2 separate regions of the Homo sapiens genome follow, and region 1 is linked to region 2. Evidence: read pairs that join two places in POLR2A ChIA-PET (ENCODE). Cell type or tissue: endothelial cell of umbilical vein. All regions are shown on one strand. Each heading gives the region's core, and the rest is flanking DNA. Links, peaks and the distances in the headings are about the cores only. Region 1 overlaps GMDS (GDP-mannose 4,6-dehydratase). Region 2 overlaps GMDS (GDP-mannose 4,6-dehydratase).

Region 1 (5,390 bases), core at 263-5,262, 170 kb before region 2:
CCCCAGTAGCGACAACCAAAATGTCTCCACACATTGCCCTGGATTGAGAACCACTGTTCTAGACTCTAAACATCTTAAGGAGAGGGAGTATGTGTATTCAGCTTTGTATTACATATAACCAACCACAGAGGATATAGTACAGGGGTTCAATGTATGTTAAGAAATAAAGACAAGAAGATGAGACAGAAGCAAGCCCTAAGCAGTGAGTGGTTTTCCACTCTAACAAAGGTACAACACTTCTCTAGTTTTTTTAAGCCAACAATAACTACAGCAATAAATGATGTAGTTGCTTTTGCCTAGAATGTAAGCGAATGATAAACTATATCTGGCACCTGTTCAGAAATCTATGTGATAGTTATTATCAACAAGATATTAAATTATCTGAAATTTATATAAAATTGAATCCTCCACACTATACACTATAGTATACACACTATACTATAAGGCATTTCAGGGATAAGAAATATATATAACTCTTAGAACCTCTTCGAGAATATGCCTGTTTTGTAGACCGATATGTGAAAATGTACCCAAACACTTCAGAAAATGTAGTCCTTCCATTCATGTCTAGGAAACTATTTGCCCAAAGCATTATAATTTTTAAATGGTTCTTCAAAAGTAATGCACATAAACATGATTATCTTGTTTGCTATATTTGGCCAATGCAGATACAGGTTCAATATTCCCAAATCAGAATGATCCAGCAGAGTTATTCTGGTAAGGCCATTTGTAAATTGTTTCCTGATTGGCTACAAAGGCATTACTGCCATTATAGGATTAAAGTAAGTCAATGGCTTTCTTCCCTCTAAATCATTCCGCTGGTTACACTGGCCTCCTGGACGTTAGGTCAAAGCCCTCCCATCCTGAAACTAAAGGAGAATTCAGTGGCTGTGTCCCATCTGCCATGTGTGACAAGTGATATAAGCAAGAATGCCTGTACTCTGGATCTGCCACTTACCAATGTGCCATTTCTCAGTTTCTTTAGTAAAACGAGGAGTCCAGATAATCATTCCTTAAGGGAAGCGTGAAGGGAAAATCTCTATGAACTGCAAAACACTAAACAGATGCCAATTTTAAGTATTTTAGGTAAGGTTATAAAGTTTTTAGCAAAGGGACTAAAGAAGAGCACTCATCAATGAGAATTACAATCCCAGAGGCAGTTAGGGAAACATGACTTAGTAAAATAAAAATAAACACTGTAGGATGCCATGTCACTCAGGCGATAGAAGAAAGTTTTTTATTCCAGCTTTCTGAGGATTCATCCGAACACACATATTCCTAACCTTTTTAGGTTTTTTATAAAATCTTGAAAATTCTTTAAGCACCTGTAGGGATTATTTATCTGAAGGAGCTGAAGCCTGCTTCTAGAGGTATTTGCCAGAGCAAGCTAGCATATTGAAAAATTAGATGTTCAATCCCTGGTAGCCTAGTTCCAGCCCACAGTCACCATCTCTCACCAGGTCTCTACACAGCCAATGCACAAAGGCCAAAGAGGAGTTTCAGCCACTTTTACCCTCCCCATAAGAATTTTTGTAAATACATAATTCCAAGGAAATTTCTGTCTGGTCACAGTTGGTTTGTTTTTAGAACAAAAAACCATAAGGTGGTTGATAACGTCTTCAGAAATTTAATAAATATATAAAAACTACCATCTTACGTGGTTTGATTAGCACTAAGTGAAGGTAGGGTACAGAATTAAAATCTCTTTAGAACAGTGGCTCATGTCTATAATCCTAGCACTCTGGGAGGCCAAGGTGGGAGGATCACTTGAGCAACTTGCTATATTGCCCAGGCTGGTCTCGAAGTTGTTCAGGAGTTTGAGACCAGCCTGGGCAATATAACAAGACCCCATCTCTACAAAAAATAAGAAAATTAGCCAGGTGTGGTGTCATGTGCCTGTAGTCCCAGCTACTAGGGAGGCTGAGTCTGGAAGCTCCTCGAACCCACCAGGAGTTTGAGGTTGCAGTGAGTTATGATTGAGCCACTGCACTCTAGCCTGGGGGACGGAGTGAGACTCTCTATACCCCTACAAAAAAAACAATCCAAAACTCCTTAGAGATTAATTTTTATTTGTAGCATTTGACTCTGTGACTGGAGTGATGGCTTTTATTTTTTTTATGTGTGTTGGAGAGCATGTAAATGCACTGACAGCCAGTCACAGCATGATCACCTACTTTTGTGCCCATTACACAAGCAGTAACTTGGCTGTTCCGGACTCACTGGATGTTCAGGATGAAGAAGTGGAGAAGTGGAAAAGGACAGGTAAAGGTAAGCCAGAGCCAAAGACTCCTTGGTCTTAAAAATAGTCCACCACATGCATTGTTAGCTTGACTGCAAAGCTCTTTTCAGTGAGAAAAGAATGAACAAAGTGAGGCCGACACATTTCAGAAAGCATATCTGCAAACTGCCTATAAGGCAAAAGCGAACTTTTCATTTTCTGTCTCGTAAGTTCTGTCTTTGCCTGCCACAGACCTGATGAGCTTCAGCGGAAAAGTCAGCATGAACATGTGAAGCACACGATGAACTTTATCAGGCTGCGTCTCTGTGGCCACTTTCCAGATCACATATTTACCCAGTAAAAACATTCAGGCCACACGAGGAAGGAAGTCTTCGGCTACTGAAGATCATTAGTAGCACTGAGTGCAACCACTGTCAGTTTTGTGGGGTTGGCCTCTGATCACTCACACAAAGGACGGAAAATTGCTGGCGCCGCTGGACCTGTGCCCAGCTCACCCGGCAGTGGAGCGTATGAAAGCCTTTTTTTTTTTTTTTTTTTTTTTAAACTAATGCACTGGAAGGGGGCAAAGGGTGGCATGGACCCTCAGGCACATTAATCAGCAGGGGAATTGGCCAAATGTCGTCTCCCGCTGGGCTTCAATGCCAAAACTACACGTGTCAGTGACTTCCAGAGAAGGGGAGGCCCCAGAACAACACTGGACACATCAAATGTCCTCCCTTCCTTCATATGGAAAGCTCATCTCGGAGGTGTCAGGATAAAACATGAGAACAGCATCTGTCCTCAGAGACCAAGCAGAGTGATTCACTATTTCATGGCACAATGAGGGGAGGAGGACGCTGTAATAAAAACTTTATAAGGTGAAATCTAAATCCTGAATGCAGCACACATTTTTAAAACTTTTTTTTTTTGCCTTTTCTTCCTTTCCCTTCTCCTCCCCTTCCTGAGGGAACATAACACAAGGTAATTAAATTGTAAATTACTTGAGAGAGAAATGTTTAGACTCATGACAAGTCTTTGTGCAGAAAACAAAACTTCACACCCCACACATATTTTGGATGACCTAATTCTTCCAGCGAAGTTTAAAACTATAACCAAGGTTGTTTAAAAAACCATTTTCACATGGAAGGGCAGTGGGTTGAAAGATCCTCATTATTCAAGAGAAGGGAAATTTATGAAGGCAGAAATTAATACCAAACCCAAACTGCTCATTAAACAAACAAAGTAAATTAAGAAGTTGTTGGTTAGGTTTTCTCTATTTCTAGTCAATATCTAAATGAGAAACATGCTCTCCTTAAAATCACAATGCATATATCGCATCAAATCCATAGAACAACTCTAATATTCTTACTCACTCAAAAATGAAGACATGTATATACAAACATAACTGAATCACAAAGTCAGAGCTTAGGTTCTGGTTAAAATTTACAAAAAAATTAAATAGAAATTATTAAGAATTAGCACCTTAAAATCTAGTAGTTAAAGTTCAATCCTGGTAGGTTACGGATTTGCAGGTTAAAATGCTTGGCATGCTTTGAAATTAAAACAGATGATATTAATTTCATCAATTATCAAGAAAATAAAAGCTATTCTATAAGGATTCATTAAATGTCCATTGAAGATTTAAAAATATTTAAATCTAAAAGAGATTCCATTTAAAATGTTCTCAGTGGTGGGGGAAAAATGCTGGGCTATTTTAAGGCACTAATTTCCATCTGGTAGAACAGATCCAGACCTACAATGTTGCATTTCCCTGAGCAATTGCTCTGAGGGCCTGGAGGTTACCAAATGTCAGAGGCACCATGATACATCATCTGTCTGTTGGCTCCAGTTGGGATCCATCTTTTCTTAGCGCTTGACATCTATGGGGAGAGTCGGCAACTCCCTTTCATTAAATAACAAAACACAACAAAATCCTTTATTTACAGTGCTTTTGTAAGATTTGGTTTAAGCATCAGAAGTATGTTAAGCTTTTAACATACTTCTAAGTTAAATGCAAGATTACTCTGTTCTTAAAGAGAATTGAAGGGCAATTTCTTATTAAACAATTTCCTATTAAACTTATTAAACTTATATAAACTATAACTTATTAAACTATACAATAATTCCAGAATAACTCATTTTTAAAGATCAGATATTGCATTCATATGGTTAAAATCTCAAAAATTAATGTGACATTACTCGATTTTCTCCATCCAGGTCCCGGGAACCCTGTTTGTTCCGTCCCCCTTCCTGCAACCAGGCAACCACAGGAACAGTTTTATTACCCCCATCCACCTTTTTATACTACTTTATACACACTATTCTTGTTTTTTCAACTTAATGTCTCTGAGGGCATTTCAGTTTCACGGAGAATGTTCTTGTACTTTCCTACAGATGCAAGCAAATCACATGATAGATTTACCACAGTTTAATTATTTTTTTATTTAGATATTAATTAGTTCTCTACTGATAGAGAGGGAGAGGGAAGGAGGGAGGGAATATAAAGTGAGTGCTAAGTGCTAACACGGGGCAAATAACACGGACGGGAGGGGCACAGAGTCTGTGTTGCGTAAGGGGGGGTCTGTCAGGGAAGTTTTCCTTGAGGACATGACATTGAAACTGGCTGAAGAACACCCTAAGGCAGCCAGAAGAAGAGCACACAGGGACAGATCACTGGGATAGGGTGGAGGTGGCTTATGCTGCTGCAGGTCGGAACTCAGGGCAGCATTCTACATTCTGTGTCTCTAGAAGAGTGGAAGGAGGCGGCTTTGCTCTCCTTTCCCAACTCAGCTCCCACAACATCTCACATGCTGGGAGATCAGCAGCATTCTTTGTAGGGAGTTGTTATAACAAATTTGGTGAATTCTTATTCTGCTTTTACAGAAAATAATGTGAAACAGAGTTTACATAGAAGGAGATATGTCACTATAAAATAATCTTTAAAAATCTAGTAATTTTCACATTTAAATTACTAAATTAGATTTATGTCTTTTTAGGCTTGATAAACCAACTATTTTATAAGTTCTTAGATCTCTTTTGTATTTCTAATTCAAAAAACAAGTGCAGGCAGATGGGCATAAATATCATTTAATTTGTTGATTGTGAGGAACCATGAATAAAACTGCACATAATAAGTGCATTTGGAGTAAAACAATTCTTTAAGATATCAATT
Region 2 (5,390 bases), core at 241-5,240:
GTCCTTTCTCTCTGCCCTGCCATTTCTCTTCCCATTCTCTTCTTCCCTGCTTTAGTAGACTACCTCTATTAGAACTAAGCTCATGTAACAGTGATAGAAAAGCTAGAGAAGTTTAAATAAGATGAAGGTTTATTTCTCTTTCACTTACATAAGTCTGCTGGTAGACAGGAAGGGCTAGCGTAGTATCCTAACAATTACTAGGGACGTTATTTTTTTCTATATATTTCTCCACTCTCTGCATCATATGGCTTCCAACTCTTGGTACAAAATGGTTGGCAGAATTCCTGCCATCACATGCACCTTCCCATCAAGAGGATTATTTCCCTTCTACTTTATGGATTCTTCTAGGAAGCTGCACACATCATTTCTACCTAAAAGTGATTTCTTAGAAGGGGGTCACATGACCACACCTAGGTATAAGGGGAGCTAAAAAATGTAGTTCTTCATGTCTGAGGACATGTACTCAGACAAAAATTGAGAATTCCACTACTCAGAAGAGAAAAACAGAAATTGACAGACAACCAACAGTGTTTTCCATACTACCTAAACAGATTTCCAACTAAGGAGTAAGACCCTAGTCTTTTTTTTTGTTTTTAAAGCACCATCGAATTTTCCAAGTAAGTCTTCTGATGCCCACCTCACTTAGCTTGGTGAGAGGAGGGAACGGCCATGGTATTTCCTAGTGGGCTGATGATTCTCAGCCCCCTCCTTCTACTCAATGTGCTCTGACAGCCAGGCAGAGGAAGGGATGGGGTAAAGAGGGAAGGTGCTGGCAGATAGCAAAGTTGGTTCTGATAACTGCTTCTTAAGACCTGAGGAAGGAATAGGTCTCAGTTATTGATGGTTTTCTTGAGAAAGTGAAGACTGGCTGGGCACGGTGGCTCATGCCTGTAATCACAGCACTTTGGGAGGCCAAGGTGGGCAAATCACGAGGTCAGGAGACGGAAACCATCCTGGCCAACATGGTGAAACACCATCTCTACTAAAAATACAAAAATTAGCCAGGCGTGGTGGCACACGCCTGTAGTCCCAGCTACTCAGGAGGCTGAGGCAGGAGATTTGTTTGAACCTGGGAGGCGGAGGCTGTAGTGAGCTGAGATCGCGCCACTGCACTCCAGCCTGGGAGACAGAGTGAGACTCTGTCTCAAAAAAAAAAAAAAAAAAAAGATGTGAGGACTTCACATCACATCTCTAAGACCTCTGCTTTGGACAGAAATCATCAGTGTGCAGAAAACTCCTCCTCAACCCCTGTGGTGGCTTCCTAAAGGGATCATGATTCTTGTCTGTTCCCAGGAAATACACCTGGAAGGGAAGGCCAACTTTTGGCCTGTGGACCCTAGTGAGGTTCATCTCCACTGGCCAATTTGGTGAGCAGAGACCCCTGGGAGACAGCAAACAGAGACTTCCACAAGTGCATCGAGGGGCACCTGCCAACTACCCACATTGATCAGTTTATACCTCTCTATAAAAACAAGCAGGCTATGAAGGGTCAATGAACACTGGAAGAAGACCAAAAATGGGATAGGAGCCAAGCTGAGTAGGCAGGGGAAACGGCCTTTCCTCTGTATCTTCTGGGAAATGCAAAGATACTGCCTCTCAGAGGCAGTACAAGAAGCCTATGAAGAAGGAAGAGCAAATGAGTACCAAGAAAGAGCTCCAGGAAATGAAAAACCAGTTACTTAGGGAAGCTACTCACTGGAGACCTTAGGCAAACAAATAAACATCGGGGAAGATCAAATCTTGATTTAGAAAATGATCTGAAAGTGACCTTCCAGAATGTAAAGGAAAAATAATGAAAGAACAAATGAGAAACATAAATGTCATATCCAGGAGTTATCATAGCTGTGAAAACAATTGAATGAAAGAGAAAGAATCATCAACCTAACGAAAAACTTCCAAGAGGATAAACAGCCCATGAAATACCAGATAAGAATATTGACAGATCATCTACGCACAAACTCCTGGTAGAGTTTCTAAATAAAATAATAAAAAGAAAGTCACTATGAGCTCCCTAGTAAGAAATAAGGAAAGGAAGGAAAAGGAGGGAAGAAAAGAAGAGGAAGAAAGGGACAGGGAAGGCAATTCTAAATGCTAAAAAGTATAGAGCAATAATTACACAAATCTGAGGAAAAGGATTATAACCCCAGAATGGAAACAAAATATTAACAGTCAGCCCTTCGTATCCATAGGTTCAGCAGCTGCAGATTCAATCAACCACAATTCAAAATATTCAGAAAAAAATTTTAATAACATACAAGAATAAAAAGTATTACTTTTTAAAACTACAGTGTACCAATTATTTACATAGCATTTATAATGTATTAGGTATTATAAGTTATCTAAGACGATTTGAAAAATACAGCAGGATGTATATATGCTGTTTGCAAATATCACATCATTTTACATAAGCAACTTGGGCATCCATGGATTTTGGTATCCAAGAAGGCTCCTGGAAGCAATCCCCCATGGATGCCAAGGGACAGCTGTATTAAGCATAAAAATAAAGGAAAACTGTTTTTTTTAAAACAAAAAGACTCAGAAATTATACAACCAATGCAAGATATTACTTGGGAAATACTTCAGCCAAAAAAGTACAAATAGATAAGACATGCAACAAGCAATAAGTAATAAAGATAATAATTCTAATTATCCCAAACCATTTTAAATAATGCAGATAATAGGCCAGGTGCGGTGGCTCACGCCTGTAATCCCAGCACTTTGGGAGGCCAAGGCGGCCATATCATGAGGTCAGGAAATCGAGACCAGCCTGGCCAACATGGTGAAACCCCGTCTCTACTAAAAATACAAAAATTAGCAGGGCGTGGTGGTGCATGCCTGTAATTCCAGCTACTTGGGAGGCTGAGGCAGGAGAATCGCTTGAACCAGGGAGTTGGAGGCTGCAGTGAGCCGAGACTGCACCACTGTACTACAGCCTGGTGACAGAGCGAGACTCTGTCTCAAAAAAAAAAAAAAAAAAAACTGCAGATAATGAATTAACTGCAATTGTTCAGAAAGATATTAAAAGATGTAAAAACAAGCTGATCTAGTATTTAAAATATAAGTTATTTCTACAAAACCTAGAATTTCAGGTAGAAGATGGCAGACTAGCTTAAAAGTTTGCACAAGATTTCCTTTGATCCTTGGCAAGGATACAGTGGCATGAAGATTTTGCTACAGTCTTGGAATTTACAAGTTCAAATATTCTAATGAGGAACAACCAACAAAATATAGTTGGACTCAACTGGAGGTAGAATATAGTTTTAAAAAAATTAGATCCATTAGAGACATCAGAAACATAAAAAAAAATAAAATGAGAACATAAATTTTAAAAACAAACAAAAATGAATGACAGGAATTAGGACAAGGGTAATATGCTGTGAAAGATAAGGAAATCTCCTCTCCCAATTTTGCTAGATGATATTACTCCCCTTTCTTAAAAACATAGTTAACACTGACATTCTTATCTGTTGCCATAGTTCACACAGCTGTTTGGTCTTACTTTTCAAAAATACCAGTTTTATTGAGACATAACGATATATATAATATATATATTATATACATATTATATATTATTATATATAATATATAATATGTATATTATATATATATTATATATATATTTTATATATATATATTATATATATATATTTTTTATATATATATATATCTATATCTTTTTTTTTTTTTTTTTGAGATGGAGTCTCATTCTGTCGCCCAGGCTGGAGTGCAGTGGCATGATCTCAGCTCACTGCAAGCTCCACTTCCCAGGTTCACGCCATTCTCCTGCCTCAGCCTCCCCAAGTAGCTGGGACTACAGGCGCCCGCCACCATGCCCGGCTAATTTTTTGTATTTTTGGTAGAGATGGGGTTTCACCGTGTTAGCCAGGATGGTCTCCATCTCCTGACCTTGTGATCCACCCGCCTTGGCCTCCCAAAATGCTGGGATTACAGGCGTGAGCCACCACTCCCGGACAGTATTTACTATATTAACTGGTTTCTACAACTATCACCATAGTCCATTTCAGAGCATTTTAATCATTCCAAAAGAAACTATGTATTCATTAGCAGTCACCTCCCCAACCCCTGTCCCTTCAACCCTCCCCAATCCCTAAAACCCACTCAACTATTTTATGTCTCTATTACCTATTTTGGACATTTCATGTAAATGTGGTCTTTTGTAAGCTACCTCTTTCGATTAGCATAATATTTTTAAGGTTCATCTATATTGGAGCATGTATCACTACTTTATTACCTTAAAAAGAAACTGTCAATCTCACTTGTGTATGAAGTCTCTTTTTTTGTTTTAGTGGTTCTTTGAGAGACAGGGTCTCGCTCTTTTGCTCAGGTTGAAGTGCAGTGGCACAATCATAGCTTACTGCAGCCTGGAACTCATGGGCTCAAGTGGTTCTCCCACCTTAGCCTCCCAAGTAACTGGAACTATAGGCATACACCACCATGCCCAGCCTTCATTCCTTTCTAAGAAATACTATTCCTTTGTATACCCAATGTATAATACATTTGTTTATCCATTAACCAGCCGATGGACATTCGGATTGTTTCTATATTTTAGCTGCTATGAGTAGCACTGCTATAAACATTCTTGTTTAAGTTTTTGTGTGGACCTATGCTTTCATTTCTCTTGGGTAGAGTAGAATTGCTAGATCATCAAGTGGTAGTTCTACGGTTAACAATGTGAAGAACTACAGACTGTTTGCAGAAGTGGCTACACTAATTTACATTTTCATCAGTAGTGTACGAGATTTCCAATTCTCTAATTTCTTCACCAACACCTGTTATGATCTGACTTTTGATTCCACTCATCATAATAGATATGGACTGGTATTTCATTATGGTTTTGATTTGCATTTCCCTAATGACTAATGATGTCAAGCATCTTTTCACATGCTTATTGGTCATTTGTAAATCTTTTTTGGAGAAATGTTTACTCAGTTCCTTTGCCCACTTTTTAATTGGGTTGTCTTTTTATTACTGAGTTGTAAGAGTTTTTAGATATTCTAAATCTCTATCCCTTATCAGATACATGATTTGCAAATAGTTTCTCTCATTCTGTGGGTTGCCATTCTCTTTCTTCATGGTATCTTTTGAAACACAAAGGTTTCTAATTTTTTTCTTTTAAGAGTTTTATGCTTTTAGCTCTTACATTAGGTTTTTGAAACTGATGCACTGATTTTAAAAACCATATGAAATAGCAAAGGATCCAGAATAACCAGAAAAAGAACAAAGTTGGAGGACTCACACTTCCTAAATTCCAAACTTATAATACAAGCAACAGTAATAAAGAAAGTGCTGTACTGGCATAAGAATAGATGCACAAATCAATGGACTAGAAACATGAGTCCAGAAAAAAACCCATGTGTCTAGGATCGACT

Evidence for each region. Peaks named below come from ENCODE experiments on the same cell type or tissue, not always from the same donor. Only the 100,000 strongest peaks of a DNase experiment are listed, where the experiment ranks them.
Region 1: POLR2A ChIA-PET joins it to region 2 with 6 read pairs; 2 of 35 experiments call an interaction of 5 or more read pairs at or near these places.

What each region holds. Positions count from the first base shown.
Region 1 is chr6:1,830,370-1,835,759 of GRCh38, forward strand. All of the region lies in intron 7 of GMDS (GDP-mannose 4,6-dehydratase), which reads right to left. Among named protein-coding and RNA genes, the nearest start is that of FOXC1, 220 kb to the left of the region's middle. In endothelial cell of umbilical vein, for the core only: no CTCF peak of the experiment used is centred there; a DNase peak (open chromatin) is centred at 2,632; H3K27ac peaks cover 884 bases.
Region 2 is chr6:1,996,362-2,001,751 of GRCh38, forward strand. The region is part of intron 4 of GMDS (GDP-mannose 4,6-dehydratase); the gene reads right to left. Among named protein-coding and RNA genes, the nearest start is that of GMDS, 250 kb to the right of the region's middle. RefSeq lists a silencer at 3,281-3,481. In endothelial cell of umbilical vein, for the core only: no CTCF peak of the experiment used is centred there; no DNase peak of the experiment used is centred there.